Linked DNA regions of Mus musculus: region 1 is linked to region 2. Evidence: chromatin contacts called from ENCODE Hi-C or POLR2A ChIA-PET data. All regions are on one chromosome and are shown on one strand. The core of a region is the stretch at or near the end of the contact, and the rest is flanking DNA. Distances in the headings are between cores, read along the strand shown. Region 1 has its middle 40 kb from the start of Gm39850. Region 2 has its middle 6.8 kb from the start of Gm39850.

The links. Hi-C counts contacts between places; a loop is a spot of excess contacts on that map. ChIA-PET counts read pairs that join two places held with the same protein, here RNA polymerase II (POLR2A).
Region 1: a map of heart shows a loop between it and region 2 (3-fold over the local background). The contact joins two enhancer-like sites. A Hi-C loop is called at or near these places in 13 of 37 maps with a recorded cell type or tissue (CH12.LX, gastrocnemius, heart and 4 more). POLR2A ChIA-PET finds 5 or more read pairs at or near these places in 4 of 5 experiments (Patski and embryonic stem cell).

Annotation. Positions count from the first base shown.
Region 1 is chr2:73,045,895-73,051,429 of GRCm38, reverse strand. No RefSeq gene overlaps it. Among named protein-coding and RNA genes, the nearest start is that of Gm39850, 40 kb to the right of the region's middle. Within about 2 kb of position 3,804, at least 2 of the 3 ENCODE cell types and tissues checked have a DNase peak (open chromatin) inside an H3K27ac peak, as active enhancers do; they include gastrocnemius and heart, where a contact is called at or near this core.
Region 2 is chr2:72,999,089-73,005,269 of GRCm38, reverse strand. No RefSeq gene overlaps it. Among named protein-coding and RNA genes, the nearest start is that of Gm39850, 6.8 kb to the left of the region's middle. Within about 2 kb of position 1,368, at least 2 of the 3 ENCODE cell types and tissues checked have a DNase peak (open chromatin) inside an H3K27ac peak, as active enhancers do; they include gastrocnemius and heart, where a contact is called at or near this core.

The DNA of each region.
Region 1 (5,535 bases), core at 2,555-5,054, 44 kb before region 2:
AGTGATCACTGGGCCTTCTGACCTTCTGTCAGCAAGTTGACAGGAACACGGTCAAACTAAAGCACAAACCCAGACACTATCAGGCGTTTTTCCTAAGTAGGGTCTAAATACTCCTAATCTCTGAGCCCCAGGAAAGACTGCCCCTTCTCTGCCTCCTTCCTTAGGTCTTTTCTCTGAGTTTTCTTTCTTTTTTCTTAGATTTATTTATTATTATACATAAATTCATTGTAGCTGTCTTCAGACACCCCAGAAGAGGGCATCAAATCTCATTATGGGTGGTTGTGAGCCACCATGTGGTTGCTGGGATTTGAACTCAGGACCTTTGGGAGAGCAGTCAGTGCCCTTACCCGCTGAGCCATCTCACCAGCCCCTTCTCTGAGTTTTCAATCCTCAGATGAGGTCTTTTGCTAGATTTCTGGGGCAGAAAATTTACTTCCCTTCCACTTAGTCCTTACAGCCTCCCGGGGAGGCCTAAAAATCGCACATTTCTTCTGTACGAGCCATGGTGATTCTCATGACCTAATTCGGATGTTGTTTTTCAAATTGCTTACTTATTAGCTAAATTAGATAATTTACTTGAGGTATGTATCTTAAGAAAGAAATTTATTTCTGCTTTTAAAAAAGATCTGGCCTTCGAGTAAAAGACAGCAGTGACAACACGGGGTACGGTGGACATTTTAAGGCTCCTCAGAACATCCATCTAGTAAATCTGCGCATGCGCCACATCCCTAGGCACTGAGCTCTGGCAATGTATACAATGTACTTATCCCTGCAAGGACTTGCAGTCTAGTGAGGGCTGGCCAACAGTTTCAACATTTATAAATTTGGCTTTAAAAGAAGTAGAAACAAAACCTGTGGCCTGGATCTCTTACCTCAGCCCCTCTACGTGTTGATGGATCTCCCACCTCACGTGTTAACATTCCAAGCTCACTATCACACCAGGCTGCTGAATTTGGCTTTCAAATATCTCTCACCTCTGAAGTTCATTCACCCTCGCCAGCCTCCTTCTGTGTATTGTATCTGGACCCTCAAGTGCTTGTCCATTGATAACTAGTTCATATTCTAAAAGAAAAAAAGAAAAGAAAAGAAAAAAAGAACACTAAGCATAGCTCTTAACTGAGGCTTTCGGAGAAAAGCTTGAAGATACCAGAGAGGCTGGTCCTTCTGACTAAGCCACAGACCAAACTAGAGTGGAAGTGAGAGACCAGGGAGGGAGGACAGAAGACGTGTGTGCCAGGTGTGGCTTTAATACTTCTAGCAAGAACCCTTCTCTGTGGAAAAACAGCCTCCAGCCTCCATCTGCACTGGCAGAAGGTGAGCATCTGGCTGTTCCTGGAGGACGGTCTGTTGAGTAAGTCAGTGGAGATGGCAGTCAGCACACTGATGGGACAGTGCAGAGGTCTTGGGGTGTGACAGTAATAGAGGCAACCTTACTCGGTTGCCACTCAGTGGTGTAAACCCAAGTGCAGAATTCAGTTACCACAGAAGCTCAGAGACAGGTGTGTAGTTCTCTATGAGACTGTAGTCGAAACTCTATGAGGAAAACATTTTCATGGTACATAAACGCGGAGAGACGGCTGCAAAAGAGCCTTCTCTCATCAGATAGTCCGGCCGCCACCACGGACTTCTCGCTTTATCTCTTGTTGTTAATTCCTGAAACGTTTAAAAACAGACTTCAGACATTGTAGTTCATCGTCAAATATTTTCACACACACTCTTTTAAAAAACATTTTATTTTAAAAGTATACATATATGTGTGTATTTCTTGGTATGTGTGTGCATGTGAACACATACAGGCACCCAGGAAGGCTAGAAGGTGTCAGGTCTCCTGGATCAGGAGTTACAAGTGGTTACGGGACACTTAATGCGTATTTTGGAACCCAAAATCTGGTCCTCTGGGAGAGCAGCACATGCTTAAACCACTGAGTCACCTCCAACCCTGCACATATGCCTTTCAAAAGCCTTTGTCTTGCACAATCCTAATAGCGTTATCATACACACACAACTTAATGATCTCAAAATATTTTTAATATACTGTCCCAATTTTAAATTTCCTGATCATCTCAAAATATCTCCTCACAGTTGGTTTAAATTAGGATCCAAAAAAGGTTTCCATATTGCACGTGTCTGCTTTGTCTCTGGCTCCTTGAGCAATCAGATTGCAGTATTAACCAAGAGGCTGCCTTCACACTCCCATCATCACCCTATCCTAAGCTTCAGCTACAGTCTCCAAGCCCCTCCCAGGCCCCTCCCAGTAATCCACAAAGTCAGACCCAGAACAGCCAGGGCCCGGGCAGCGAGCTTTGGCATGAAACTCAAACCTCCTGGATTTTCAAGGTCCAGGCAAGAAACCATGAAATCTGGGAAATAAAAACAAAACAAAACAAAACAAAACTTGGGAAGTTGGTTCTGTTCCTGGACTTCTACCAGGCCAGAGGAGGGGGCAGGGGCCGGGCACCGGAGAGCAAATGCACTCGGTAGGTGTAGACCCCCGTGGTTTCTCTGGAGGAAGCACAGTTTGTGGTTGGTGCTGCAGAGCTGGGAAGTCGTGTTCCTTAGAATTCCCTGCTGAGCGTGGTCCCTGAACAATGGGAAGGACCGTCCATCTGTTCTGGATTTGTTTCTCTTGGTAACAAATTTCCTGACAAAATCAACTTAGGGGAGAAAGGGTTTGTTTTTAGATCATAAGTCCAGGTTACAGTCCATCGTAGCAGGAAGTCAAGGTGAAAACACAGAGTCAAGATTGTGACCAGCGGGGCTGGAGAGATGGCTCAGCGGTTAAGAGCACTGACTGCTCTTCCGAAGGCCCTGAGTTCAAATCCCAGCAACCACATGGTGGTTCACAACCATCCGTAATGAGATCTGACTCCCTATTCTGGAGTATCTGAAGACAGCTACAGTGTAACTACAAATAAATAAATATTAAAAAAAAAAAAAGATTGTGACCAGCAGAGAGAAACAAAAGCAGGAATGTTTCTTGTTCGCTTAGCTTAGCTACTAGCTTCTAGTTACTTATTTTTCTGAAGATTTTTATTTTATTTTATTTTATTTTATTTTATTTTATTTTATGAGATAAGGTCTTGCTATATAGTCTTGGTTGGCTGGAAAATAGCCTCCCAGACAAAGCTAGCCTCTAATTCACAGAGATCTTGTATCAGCCCAGAAGAGGACCAGCCCTGTGTGTGACCTTCTCTGCAGCGGGACAGGTGTTCACAGGCATACTTTTCCATTTCCCTCTGAAAGTGGACCATGTGTTCAGCTTGTCATGGTCCCGACGTCCCCCCTCCTCCCATGTTGGAAATGACCATCTAAAGAGTTGCATTTCTGTAGAAGATACAGAACCTAAACTTTGTCCCCTTTACTGTATTCAGGCTGAAACATGCCCCTGGAGTCCCTGGCCCAGAACTAGCAATGCTAGTGAGCCCCTGCTCCCTGGGGGTGGAGGTGGGGGAATGGGAGGGGGAGAGAGAGAGAGAGAGAGAGAGAGAGAGAGAGACAGAGAGAGAGACAGAGACAGAGACAGAGAGAGAGAGAGAGAGAGAGAGAGAGCTTAGGGTGGACAGCTGAGTTCTTGGGCTCCTTTCCATAGCTGGGTAGGTCTCCGTCTTGTGTCTGTGTGGAAACTTGTTCCTGAGGATCAATCACATTAAGGGGGATGGTCCCCTTTAATGACCCACTTAGTCTTTGGCTCTGGTCCTCGCTTGATGGGCGTTGGTGGCAGCGACACCGGAAAGCTGTGCTCTTGGGAAGATATCCCGGGGGACCCTAAGATGCTGGCCGCAGGAAGGTGTGGGGATGCTGGGAATGTTCTGCTGGGCTGGCTTCCACGTGGAGCCTGCAGATCTTGGCAACTGGCGATCTGGCCTGCATCTGATGACTTTTATCAGCAAGGCATTCAGAAAATTTCTCCACCAGAGAACATGTTGACCCTCTGAAGATGGGAATGCGGCGCGGGTTGCCTGTTTGAAGACATTCTGGGTTTTGAGGAGACCCCAGATAAGCCTCAGAACGCGAGCCAAGCAGGCGGAGAAGCAGCTCCTCTGCCGAGTCTCCGAATCTTCCACAGCCTTCCATTTTACGTGTTTACCAATTCCGAAAGCAGATCCAGCTGTTGGGAGGAATTGCTTCCAGATGACATTATGGGAAAGGAAAACACGTATTATAAAAGAGCTGCAGAATAAAAACCAGAACATGTACACTCTGCGGGCCAAGGTTTCATATGGACTGTTTCCTGGTATTGCGCAATAGGCCAGCTCCAGGGAGATGTTGTAAGAGCGGTGAGAATAGGCAGGCTCCTGTAGTTAGGCCAGAGTGCCGCTGGACTTGGCCCAATTTGGTGGTGGGGTGAGATGGGCTCGCTTGACCCTGTTGGGCTGTCACCCTGTTCTCAAACCTCGCTTCCCACCTTCGCTGAGATTCCTAAGAAAGCCCTAAAAAAAAAAAAAGTCAGTGTGCAGAATCACCATTGAAAAGCAAGGATATTTTGCCTCTGAAAATGGGAGGCGTGTCTTCGTCCCCCTTCCCCCAGCACAGAATCTGCTGCGCTGGCTTTCTTAAAGATTTTAGAAGCTCCCTAACGAGCTGGAATTAAAGTGTCCCTTTTACTAATTTCGTTTTACAGGTCACTGGATAAACCTTCTTAGAGTGGTTTGGAAGAGGATTAGGACGGTTGTGCCTCTTCCAAGTTGACTTTCCAGGCAGGGTCAGTCAGCAGCTGGAGGCTCCACTGGCCTGCGGCCAGAGCTCCAAGAAGCTGCAAGTTTTTAAGGCCTAGTGAGCACAATGGGGCTGGTCGATCGTTTTAAAATGGAAATGCTTAAATGTAGGACACCCCCTCTCAAATGTGCGGATCCAGAGAGACCTCAGAAAGCCCAGCATCCCAGTTCCTAAGGAGAATAGAAACCACCATAACCAGATAGTTACTTTTGCTGCCTCAACCTTGAACAGTGGTCTTAACCCTTAGTGGGGTAAAGTGAGCTTTAGAAGTGATCCAATTATCTTAAAAATGGAGACAGGGACTCAGACAGGCACTGTAACCATTAGCATAGGTGCTCTGTATGTAGCAATGGAAGCCAGCCAGCAGTTAAGAGGACTGGTGGCCCTTGCAGAGTATCACAGGTTTGGTTCTCAGCACCAGCATGGCAACTCACAACTGTCCATAGCTCCAATTCCAGGGGATCTGATGACCTGTCCTGACCTCCCCAGGCACCAAGCAGCCTTGCGCATGGTGCTCAGACATTCGTGCAAGCAAAACACACAAAATAAATGAGTTTAAAAATACATTTTTTAAAAAGTTAAAATGAGGTGGGGCAGTGGTGGCACATGCTTTTAATTCTAGCACTTGGGAGGCAGAGGCAGGTGGATTTCTGAGTTTGAGGCCAGCCTGGTCTACAGAGTGAGTTCCAGGACAACCAAGGCTACACAGAGAAACCCTGTCTCAAAAAAAAAAGTTAAAATGAAATAAAAAAGGAAGGGAGGAAGGAAGGAAGGAAGGAAGGAAGGAAGGAAGGAAGGAAGGAAGGAAGGAAGGAAGGA
Region 2 (6,181 bases), core at 119-2,618:
AGGCAGCCTGATTTCTGAGTTTGAGGACAGCCTGGTCTACATTGTGGGTGAGCCCCAGGACAGCCAGGGCCACATAGAGAGACCTTGTTTCCAAGTCCACCACCCCACCCCCCAAAAAAGGTCAAGGTAATAGAAGTTTACTAAATCGGAGGCACAGGGTTATATGAATGGGGAGGGTTTTCTTCACACACACACACACACACACATACCCCGCTTAAAGAAAAACAAAACCAACCCCCAAATAAAACCGCTCACTCCTCTAGGGCTGGACAATATCCATGTTGCACATCTGCATCAATCTTGTGATGGACAAAGACCTGATATTTGGAAGCTCAGGTATCAGAGAGCAACGCCAGGGGAACCCAGAGATATTCAGCCACCTGAATGTAGACCAGTGGTACCTTCCTGTTGGGTATCCCTGATGGGGCACCTAACCAGGCAGCTCCCATGCCTTCAGGAGAAGGCCCGACTTTGAAAGTCTCACATTAGCAGTAAGAACATTCTTTCCCACAGAAACTTTGAGACATCTGGGGAGAGAGGCAAACAGAAAGAAGGGTGGAGGCAGGGAGACCTCTTCTCATGGACTAAGCCAAGGGTGCAAGAGCCGCATATCCCTGCCAGAGGAAGGCAGGCAGATGGCCAAGAAGCACTGACTAAGAACTAGGCAGTGGGGGCAGGCCCTTCCCCCTGCCCTTCCCCCTGCACAGCCACAGGCCTCGGAGTGCTGGTGTGGAAGGGGGAGTCCACCAGTTGCCTAAGTAACCAGGGATGTCTGGAGGGGGGGTGGGCAGAGTACCTCTGAGCTCCGTGTTTGCTTATTATTTCTCAACTGCACAGTGAGCATTTGGGGGGTCTGAAGGGATCGTGGGGGGTTGAGACTCTTAGGAGTTCCCCCTCCCACTCTACCCCACCCCAGCGGAGTCTTGGCCTTCCTGTGACCAGGAATAGATTACATCACACACCAGCAGCTGTGTGCCTCTCAAGCGCCTTAGGGCGCGCGCGCGAACACACACACACACACACACACACACACACACACACACACACACACACACAAATCATATTTGTTCTTGTCCCCTTTCAGCATAGACGTGACTTAAATTTTTCAATTGTCCTCTGCTGTACGGAAAGCGCGCATGTTCTCTTCCCAAAGTCTCTGCAACGCAGTTCCTGGGGCGACAGGGTCCTGCAATAGTTGTTTTCCTCTCTCTCACTCTGAAGCTTCATGGCACTTATATGTCAACTCCCAGAGCCTGGGAGGCCAGGTCCTCGGGCAGCAGCGAGAAGGTGACTTTATGCCTATCTACAAGCTGTGTACAGTCCCTATGTACAGAAGGGGAGGGGGGCTTAGCGCCTGCTTCACCACTTGGCACCTCCTCTGTTTTCAACCCCTTTCCTTCCTCCACCTAGCTGCGTTCCCCAGGCGCCTGACTCTATTTCCTGGCTCCCAGATATCTTTCGTGTGAGAACAGACAGAGGAATCTCCTGGGGTGCGTTTGGAAGGAAGGGAGTAAGCTGGGGTTTGGATAGCTTCCACTAGCAGAATCTACAGCGGTGGTTCTTAACCCGGCCGTACAATAGAATCATCTGGGAAGTGTTCAGAAAAATTTTTTAAAAAATTAAAAATTATTATTATTATTTTTAAATTGCACCGCTCGGCCCAGGCTCGGGGATTTCTGTTTAACAGGCCGGAACAAAGGTTTGTTTTTGTTTGAAAAGAGTTTTTCCTCTCTCAAAGGTATTTTCAAAAAACAATTCCCTGATGTCTCTGAGATGCCAACCACTGACTTCAAGGTGGGCAGAAGCATGGCAAAGACCCTGTGAGCCACACCGACACCCCGAGTGTGGTTTATCTGGTGGAAGCCTCTCAGGGCCAGGCAAGCAGCTGTGCTGGTCGGTGGAGCCCACTCTCTTGTGTGCCAGATGTGCCCTCTAACTGGCTTTGAACTTAGGGGAGGTGGTTCTGGGTGACAGGAATCCAGTTGTGAGGCACCAATAGAGGAAGTTAGCCACAGAGAAATATGACTTCAGCGCCCTGGCGGCGTGGGGCGGGGTGAGAGAAGGGAGATGGTTGGTTGTTTTTCTGCACATCTAAAATAAAATTCAAGAGGAGGGGTAGCGCTGAGGCCAAAGAAGGGAAGAAACGGGAAGTAAAACTGCAGATAGAATTGTGAGCAAAAAGGAGAGGATCCAGAAGGACGCACAGCCCCCCCCCCCGCGGCCCCCCCCCCCCCGCTTCCTCTCTCCCCTCCCCACACACCTGTTTCTTTGAAAGCTTTAGTGGGTTGGCTTTTAACTGAATCAATTACAAGTAGCCCTCCCTAGAAATGTGTCCCAAATCTCTGAGTGGCTCTAACTCTGGCAGCTGCTTTGGGACCGTTATTTCCGTGTCCCAGAAGAAGGGTATTTTAGGGATGAGGCCTTACCAGAAATATGAAGCCAGGGGAAAATAAAAAAAAAAAATGTTACAGAATTTCCAAAAATATTTTGATAGCCATGCAAGACTTTGGAGAGGCTTGAAGAAAACTCAGAGTGTGCTCAGTTAATGGGTGTCAAGTGGACTGACTCTTGTATTTCGGGTTATAGATTAGGGAGGCTTCCTGTGTTATGATACGCACAGAGCTGATACACACGTGACTGTACTGCACCTGCTTGTGTGTGAATTCCTATGAATGTGTGCATTTGTTTGTTTGCGACCTGTAATTTTAGTTCGTGTCATGGTTTGTGTATATGGGATAGATGATAAGTTTTATAATAGTAGAGGACGAAAGGAAACCCAGGGCAGTTAGTATCAGCTAAGACTGATAGGAAAGTCAAACAGAGAAGAATTTTTTTTAAAAATTAAATTATATGTATGTATTATATGTATGTGTGTGTTTCTGTGTATGGACATATGCTATTATATGTATGTGTGTGTTTCTGTGTATGGATATATGCACGTGGACATGGGTGCCTGAGGAGGCCAGTGGTGTTGGGGCCCATGCTAGGATTGCAGATGGTTATGAACTATCCAACATCAGTGCTAGGAGTTGAGGTGGATCTTCTGAGAAAACAGCATACACCCTTAAGCACTGGGGTGTTTTTCCAGCCCCAGAGATAGCTCGAGTTGGCGCTCTTTATCTATGAAGGTTAGGCTCTACATCTCAAGAATCGAAAGGGCCCTGCCCAACTGAGGTCATCCAGCAATCCTAGCTTGTTCCTTCCGAGTTCTTTCCTGGGCCTGACTGGGGGCTCATTTGCTCCTACAGCCTGCTAGTCTCTGCTTTCTCCACCCTCCAACAGCTCCCGTCTCTTGAACTACTTAGAAAAATGTACAAGAGCCAGGCTTGGTGGCGAATGCCTTGAGTCCCAGCACTCAGTAGGCAGAGGCAGGGAGTTCTTTGTGAGTTTGAGGCTTGGTCTACATGATGAGTTCCAGGACAGACAGGAATACATAAAGAAACTCTGTGTCAAAAAATAAAAACAAAACTTAAAAATGAAAAGATACAAGATATTCTTTGTATTGTATCCTGTAGTGCGAATTCTGAAATTTTGGTTTCTTGTTTTTTTGTTTTTGTTTTTCCAGACAGGGTTTCTCTGTGTAGCCCTGGCTGTCCTGGAACTCACTCTGTAGACCAGGCTGGCCTCGAACTCAGAAATTCGCCTGCCTCCCAAGTGCTGGGATTAAAGGCATGCGCTACCACATCTGGCTGAAATTTTGGTTTCTTTAAAAAATCCAGAAATAAAAGCCAGGCTGTGGTGGACTCACCTTTGATTCTAACAGTAGGGAGGCAGAGGTAGGTGAATCTGTGAGGCTTTTTTTTTTTTGGACAGGGTTTCTCTGTATAGCTCTGGCTGTCCTGGAACTCACTTTGTAGACCAGGCTGGCCTTGAACTGAGAAATCCACCTGCCTCTGCCTCCCGAGTGCTGGGATTCAAGGCATGCGCCACCTGGTTTACAGAGTGAGTTCCAGGACAGCCTGAGCTGCACAGAAAAACCCTGTCTTAAGAAACCAAAAAGAAAAAACCCCATGGAAATGTTATAAGAACATGCTTTTGTTTTAATCCCAGGAATGGGGAGATGGGGCTGCTTCGGACTGTCCACAGCAGCAGACTATGATTTGCCTGTTGTCCCAGCAGAGGTGTGTGTGTGTGTGTTTTGTTTTGTTTTGTTTTGTTTTGTTTTTTGTTTTTTTTTTTTTTTTTACAGCTGCAGATAGTTTCTGAGATTGTGGGAACTTTCAGAAGGTAAATAAATGCTAGAGCCCCCACTACATGGGGTGGGTGGTTGTTGGCTGTGCAGGGGGAAGGAATAGTTTCTATTTGTTAGTAGTCATGCTACTAACAAAGAAGAAACAAGAAGAAAGAAATTAGGTTTAGAGATCTCTATCTCTCTCTTCCCCTTATTTCCTTTATTCTCTTCTATCTAGAGATAGGGAGTGAAATGGGGGAGGGGGTAAGGGTGAGCAGGAGAAGAACCCACAAAGTAGCAATGACAGCTACAACATCTTCATCTTAGCGTCAGAGAACTTTGCCTCTTCCCTGTGGTCTGGCAATAAAGCTATTTTATGAGTTCTCATTTTAATTAGTATAAGCTATTCATTGTTTGTTTAATATTTGTTATAATATACTCATTGTTTCTTACTAACATCTAAGGACAGCAGAGCACAGGGTACAGTTTTGTAAATAAAGCAAAATAATATTCATTATGCCCTGGGGTTTTGCAGATGTGGATTAAGAATTAGTATACTGTCAGGATACCTGTCTTTGGGTCCTGTGCATGTTAATAAATATCTGCTCATCAGTCAACTTGTCCAGACAGCCACATCTGTTGAACTGATTGTGGATCAAAGTGGCTGGAAGGCAGGCTTTGCTTATCTCATCAGAGGAGGTTTGCATACAGGTGATAAACATTTCCACAGAGGGACGTTAGAGTACAGGATCTGAGACATCTGCTCTTCTCATCAGCGCTGCGAGTGAGCACGCTGGACGTAAGGGATATGGAGAGGGAATTTAGATTGGCGTTCTGGTTCAGAACTGAGCAGGTGAGTAATAACGTCTTATCTCTTCCGTAAAATATGTAAAAAGACTCATCCCTTGGGCTCATATTTTGTTTTCCTTTATAGCCTTTACCAGTAATAAGGAAAATAAAATTTAAAAATAATAATTTCAGTTGGGCAGAGTGAGTTCCAGGGCAGCCAGGGCTACACCAAAAAACAAAAACAAAACCAAAAAAACTGTCTTGAAAAAACAAAACAAAACAAAACAAAACCAATCAATCAATCAATCAATCAATCAAACAAAAACCCCACTCCTCCAAAACAAATAGTTTTATTCACATGATTATAACTACGGAAATTTGTTTTGTTTCCTGGAACTTTAAAATATTGATGTTAGTGGGGCTGCAGAGATAGTGGGGCTGGAGCGATCGATGCCTTAGCGGTTAAGAGCACTTGCTAATTTGTAGAGGACCTGGGTGTAGAGAGAATCTCTTATAAGCATCACCTGTCAATAAAAAAGCAGATGGGGAGGGGGGCTGGTGAGATGGCTCAGTGGTTAAGAGCACCGACTGCTCTTCCAAAGGTCCTGGGTTCAAATCCCTGCAACCACATGGTGGCTCACAACCATCCGTAACAAAAATCTGATGTCCTCTTCTGGAGTATTATTTATTTAATAAATAAATATTAAAAAAAAAAAGCAGATGGCCAATGAGTTGAGGCAGGAAATAGGAGGTGGAACACTGGCAGGAAGAGAGAGGATTCTGGGAAATAGCTGGGGAATTAAGAGATGCAGAAAGAAAGGAGAGATGATCCAAGGAGATGAACATAAACTAGCAGCAGGTAGATGAACTTAGGGAGATGCTGAGAGAAGCAGGTAAGGACTGAAGAGAGGTAACTAACCATATGGTAGACATAAAAAAAGTTTGAATGAGTTAAATAAGTTAGGAGCTAGTCAGGGAATAAGCCAAAGCTTATGGTCTAGGAACAGGACAGAGAAGAAAAAGTGAAATTTAATACTTTTTAACAGATGGCACCCAACATGGGGCATCACCTATAGGCTTAGATTTTTTTCAAAACCTACTTTAATAAGGGTTTTCAACCTTCCTTCAAGCTACCAACCAAAGGTTGGGGGGGGGGCGGAGAAAGGTTAATAGAAACGGGGGTGGGGGGGGGATGTGGACCTGTTTAGAAGTAGTTCTTTG